Regions from separate parts of the Homo sapiens genome. Here region 2 is linked to region 1. The links are chromatin contacts, found by Hi-C or POLR2A ChIA-PET in ENCODE. All regions are on one chromosome and are shown on one strand. Each heading gives the region's core, a stretch centred on a gene start or an enhancer-like site at or near the end of the contact. The rest is flanking DNA. Distances are from core to core; before and after follow the strand shown. Region 1 has its middle 19 kb from the start of CDKN1B. Region 2 holds the start of H2AJ (H2A.J histone).

The links. Hi-C counts contacts between places; a loop is a spot of excess contacts on that map. ChIA-PET counts read pairs that join two places held with the same protein, here RNA polymerase II (POLR2A). Pooled maps may share reads with other maps.
Region 2: a loop to region 1 is called in a map with no recorded cell type, with 7 times the contacts of the local background. The contact joins the promoter of H2AJ here to the enhancer-like site in region 1. A Hi-C loop is called at or near these places in 2 of 168 maps with a recorded cell type or tissue (OCI-LY7 and naive thymus-derived CD4-positive, alpha-beta T cell), 13 of 37 single-sample maps with no recorded cell type and 19 of 50 pooled maps. POLR2A ChIA-PET finds 5 or more read pairs at or near these places in 3 of 52 experiments (CD4-positive, alpha-beta memory T cell, T-cell and activated B cell).

What each region holds. Positions count from the first base shown.
Region 1 is chr12:12,735,171-12,738,196 of GRCh38, reverse strand. It overlaps a transcript of APOLD1 not described here. Among named protein-coding and RNA genes, the nearest start is that of CDKN1B, 19 kb to the right of the region's middle. Within about 2 kb of position 1,281, at least 13 of the 41 ENCODE cell types and tissues checked have a DNase peak (open chromatin) inside an H3K27ac peak, as active enhancers do; they include OCI-LY7, where a contact is called at or near this core.
Region 2 is chr12:14,772,995-14,775,694 of GRCh38, reverse strand. H2AJ (H2A.J histone) reads right to left here and starts at 1,290. Exons shown (of 1, transcript NM_177925.5): 1 at 671-1,290. The coding sequence starts at 1,224. The coding sequence ends at 835. RefSeq lists enhancers at 180-329, 36-952, 840-999, 1,010-1,339, 1,530-1,739 and 1 more.

The DNA.
Region 1 (3,026 bases), core at 32-2,531:
GCTTGCTCTGGTGAGTATGGGGAGAGCCTCTCCTCATGTGTAGGAGTGGCAGCATATTCCAGAGTAAAAACATAATAATAAAATAGTGAACACATGCATAGCTACTACTTTATGCAGGCCTTGTTGTAAGTTCTTTACATATATTCAATGTTTTTCTCATAGAAAGACATTCTTAAGACTGTGAAGAGAGAAGAAAAGCAGGAAACAGAATTAAGGTATTTAAGGTACTTAGTCCAGGGCCTGGCACATAGTAGGCACTCATTATTGTTGTTGCCAACAAAAGGTCTCAAGAGAACATTCAGTCCCCTTCCTCCCCCTAGATAACGACCCTCCATATTCTGAAGCATTCACTGAATCTTGCTCCACTATCGTGCAGCCACATTCCCACGGTTGAACAAATCCCACGGAAGACATCAGTAGGAACTACAGCTCTACTCAGGTAGTTAACACCAACCCTGGGCCCCCCAGCTTGGATCCTCAGCTGAGGATATGCCAAAGATAAGCGCCCAGCTCCCTCCTTCTCACTTTCTATCAGTACTCTCTCTTGAGTGTAGATTTGTTTTATTTTGTTTTACTGGAGAAGGGGAGGAGGAGAGGTGGAGGCAAAAAAGGGGAAAGGAAACAGAGAAGGTAAGATGCAGGAATTATTTCAGGTCTCAGTTTGGCAGGGGCTCATATGTAAAGCTATTATGTTCGAGAAATATAAAAGACTAATACTTTTCCTAAAGATTGAAACAGAAACAGTGGTGATTGGACTGGGAATTATACCTCACTTCAATGAACTCCAAAAGAACTTGAGTTGATTGCTGAAGAAGTGAACAAATAGTGATCAATTTGCTGACAACTGTAAAAGCGTATGGGGTGGGTCACAGCCATTATAGCTTCCTGTGGAGTCAGTGGCCAACTCTAGGTTGTTACCCCACTGTAGCCAGCAGAGGTCTCTCTTTTATTAATCTTCAATTTAAAAAAAAAACCTCTGGGTTGTTTATTTCTATTATCCTTTTGAAGTCTCTTTCTAAAGCCAAATAAATAATGAATCATTTGGCCAAAACATCTTCGAATACTGAATCTAGTCACTTAGTAAAAATGAAAGACAAAAATGCTGAGCTACTTGAAGCAAAAGATTCAGTATTCACCTCTAAGCTATTCATTTGCTTAGAAGATTCACGCCAATCGCACAGCCAAAGAGCAAAACATGGGCCAGACTCTAAAACAGCAATGAGCAACTGGCTGAGTATGACAAAGAAAAGGGAGCTCCAGCTAAGACTGGTAGCGGGGTGGAGCAGGAGGCTGGCGAGGTCCACTTCTTCGGATCTCTGGTTCAGTAGCTGACACCAAGCAGGGCTCTTCCTTGAATGCACTCCTTCAAAAGCCTCAGATATACCACTTGTGACCACATCCCCTCTAACGGCCCAAGCACTACACATTACACCCTCCTTACTTAATGAAATCAAGAGTTTTGGTTTTTGAAAACTCGATTGTTTATGTTAAGCAGCATCATGGAGAACTATCAAGGCGAAAGCTTGAACTTTCTTTCCCACGTCCTATTGGGATAACCCCAACATAAGACTAAGGATTTCAATTAATATTAGATAAAGTGAGGAAACAATAAAATTTATTTGAAGCTGCTCAAGTCACTCTCTTATTTTATTTTATTTATTTATTCTTTTGAGACAGGGTCTCAGTCTGTCACCCAGGCTGGAGTGCAGTGGCGTGATCATGGCTCACTATAGCCTTGACCTCCCAGGCTCAGGTGATTCTCCCACCTCAGCCTCCCAAGTAGCTGGGACTACAGGTGCACACCACCATGCCCAGCTAGTTTTTTTGTTTTGTTTTGTTTTTTTTGAGACAGACTCTCACTCTTATTGCCCAGGCTGGAGTGCAGTGGCGTGATCTTGGCTCACCGCAACCTCCTCCTCCTGGGTTCAAGCAGTTCTCCTGCCTCAGCCTCTCGAGTAGCTGGGATTACAGGCACACACCACCACGCTCACCTAATTTTTTGTATTTTTAGTAGAGACGGGGTTTCACCAGGCTGGCCAGGCCAGTCTTGAACTCCTGAGTGATCCACCCGCCTCAGCCTCCCAAAATGCTGGGATTACAGGCATGAACCACTGCTCCCAGCCTAGTTGTTTGTATTTTTAGTAGAGATGGGGTTTTGCCATGGTACCCAGGCTGGGTTCAAGTGATCCACCTGCCTCAGCTTCTCAAAGTGCTGACATTACAGGTGTGAGCTTATTTTATTTTAGTTTAGAGACAAGATCTCACTCTGTCACCCAGGCCTGAGTGGCAGTGGTGGATTATAGCTCACTAAAACTGTGAATTCCTGGGCCCAAGCGATCCTCCTGCTTCAGCTTCCCAAGTAGGTATGACTACAGGTGCTCACCACCATGCCTGGCTTATTTATTTATTTATTTATTTATTGTAGAAATGAGGCCTCACATTGTCCAGGCAGGTCTTCGATGCCTAACCTCGAATGATCCTCTTCGGCCTCCCAAGCAATCCACTTTGGCCTCCCAAAGCACTGAGATTGCAGGCATCAGCCACTGTGCCTGCCAAGTCACCTTTAAATTATCCAGTGGCTTCCCATTGCACTTAAAGTCCAAAATTCCTAATGTGGCTTAAAAAGCCCATCACTCCAGCCACAGCACTCATTCCTTCTGCCATTGGCTCACTGCCCCCCAGCCACAAGCACATTCTTTCAAAGCTCTTCTCTGACTTGCAGCCTTGGACTGTGTTCTGCTTGGCTCACTCTCCTTCCTTTCCTCCTTTCAACTGGTTAACTCATGCTCAGCTTCCAGGTCTCAACTTGAAAGTCATTTCTTTAGGAGGGATTCTCTAACCCTCGCTCTAGGTCAGGGCCCCTGTTTCAAACTCTTACAGCATCCTACAGGCAGCCACTGGAACATAGGGGAAGGCACTGCAGGTGAGGGGGATGGAATGGCATTTTTTATTTTGTTTGTTTGTTTGTTTTAGAGATGGGGTCTTGTTCTGTTGCTCAGGTGGACTGGAACTCCTGGGCTCAAGGG
Region 2 (2,700 bases), core at 41-2,540, 2.0 Mb before region 1:
CATTATGAAGCTAGAAACTTGACAACATCACTTTAAAAGCTCAAGCATATGTAACCCACGACTAAAGGCGCTGCAATGTTATGCAATATGACTGTCAGGGGAACGAATTTCCAACCTCATGACTCACTTATTGAACGTTTCCTTCATTAAAAAAAAAATATGAACATAAAAGTGCTATATAAAGATATCTGATATCCAAAGCATGAAAGCACAGCAGCTACTAGGCTAGGAAGAATCTCAAGTTGACATCGTGCCATCAGAGCCACCCTTCCAAGACGGAAAGTTACTCCACTTTTTGAAAAATATGGCCGCAGACACTTCCTGCCCCGAGCTCAGCTCGATCCGACGGTATCTTCCCAGAACTTGGTCCTGAGTGCTCACAAACTGGCAGGAGAGCGAAGGCTCTGTGAAAGGGAAGTAAAAATAATTCCGAAGGAGGCCTCACCGCACCGACTCTGCCTCCCCTTTGCCCTACTGACAGCGAGGTGGCTTCCACCCTGCCCACCTCCAGGCCACCCTCCCCTGACGCCTCGAGGGTGACCTGCGGACTAAAGCCGTCCAGAGTGGCTCAAGCCCACCCACCAGTGCCTGCTCCAGGGGTTTCCCGGTCGCCCCCCTCCCCTGGGGCCATCCGACATGTCCCCGCGACTACACAGCTCTCTCGACCAAACGATTTTCACCAACTTTATTGGCTCCCGCCGGGACCCTCGCCGCCCACCTCCCCGCTAGATGTCACCGGCCCTCCATGACATCCAGCACATTCAAAAGCATTGCGGGACGACCATGAAAAGGGCCTTTGCTGGGGGAGCCAGCTCCCTGAGGGCGGCGTCAGGGTCATTTGCTCTTCGTCTTCTGACTCTCCGTCTTCTTGGGCAGCAGCACGGCCTGGATGTTGGGCAGGACGCCGCCCTGAGCGATGGTCACTTTGCCCAGCAGCTTGTTTAACTCCTCGTCGTTGCGGATGGCGAGCTGCAGGTGGCGGGGAATTATCCTGGTCTTCTTGTTGTCACGCGCGGCGTTGCCAGCCAGCTCCAGGATCTCCGCCGTAAGGTACTCCAACACCGCCGCCAGGTACACCGGCGCCCCGGCGCCCACTCGCTCCGCGTAGTTCCCTTTGCGCAGCAGTCTGTGCACTCGGCCCACCGGGAACTGCAGGCCCGCGCGGGAGGAGCGGGATTTGGCCTTTGCTCGCACTTTGCCGCCCTGTTTCCCGCGACCGGACATGATCACCTCTCGCCTACAACTCCAGAGACGGAGACAAACCGCTCTCGGCGTCCGGTACCGGAATGCAACGTACCGCACCCGAACTGCCTCTACAAACTCTTTACGGCCGCGCGGCAGCCCCTTTCCATTGGCTCTGGTGACCAATGACAGGCAGGCTCCGCTCCCAACTAGCGCTCTGGAAGAGAGACCGCCTCCTCCAGCTCTCTCCAATCAATAGAGCAATCTCCGAATCCTCATTTACATAGCCGCTCACATAAATAACGAGGCCAGCCGGCTCAGTCTTTGGGGACCCAGATGAATTTAGCGGTTACGGGTTTTCCACGACCACGCTCGCTTCCAAGCACATAAACTCGTAGGAAATAAGAAAACATGGTTGGAAACAGAAAACAATCCAGAAGAAGAGCTACAGGGGTTGTCCGTAGACGTTGCTATGCTAAGTGGATGTTCTCATATAATACACCGTACTACTCAGGTAGGTTTCTGTCTCCGCAGCCCGTGCTGCTTAGGCGAAACAACAGCCTGTCCGCGGAATTCTGCCTGCCCAGGACAGGGTCCGTGGACTGTTTCTTATACAAGCGCCTTGCCTCCAGCTAGCTACCCAACAGTGTAGAGACCACCCTGGTCTCCCCGCAGGGTCCTGCGGCTCACAGCCAGCCAATCGTTCACTTTTGAGTCTGAAGCTAGAGTGATGACCAGACGTGAATGCTTCCTGTGCTGACGGGAGGAACAAGCTCGCCTAGCCAAAATATCTTTTGTCTTTGAGGCTATGGGCCTGCAAAGAGCCACTAGGTTTTATTGGAGAGGCCAAAGTCTTGGCCTTGGCTTGCTCCCCGCAAGCCAGGGCGCCACAGATCAGCGGATCGGGTCCTCTGCGAAGACGTGGAGGTCCCCCGGGTCTCTTTGTAAATGAGTCCAGAGACTAAAGTCAGAATGGCAGCTTATTCTTATATACCTGAATTGTGGACCCATGCTTTTTGAAACAAAAAGAGTGTTTCAAGTGTTTTGTTTTAATTAAAAATTACTTTCTCCTAATTCATCGAGGTCATTTCATTTTTACCTGAACATTTTCAGTAACACAGTTAACACCGATACGTGATGTAATGTTGAACGCTTGCTTTTTAAAATAAACATTTTATGTGGATTCATTTACATTTAAAGTAAAGCAAATTTACCTTCTCACTATCCGAATAAAGATTTGACTTCATTGAAATAACATTTTCAAATATTTATGTATATGTCATTACTGCCTAGAACAATGATGAACCCATACTGGGGACTCAATAAATGTCTTCAGAGCTATTGTCATGGTTTAGGCGGTCTTTCCGGAGCCAGTCTGCCTCAGCCTAAATCCTGGCTTTACCACTGAGCAGTGACCTTTGATAAGTTATTTGACTCCTCTACCTGTATCAAAGTGTTTTGAAAATTAAATACGTTAGTAAGCATCCAATAACTCTTAGATATACCAAATAAATGGGC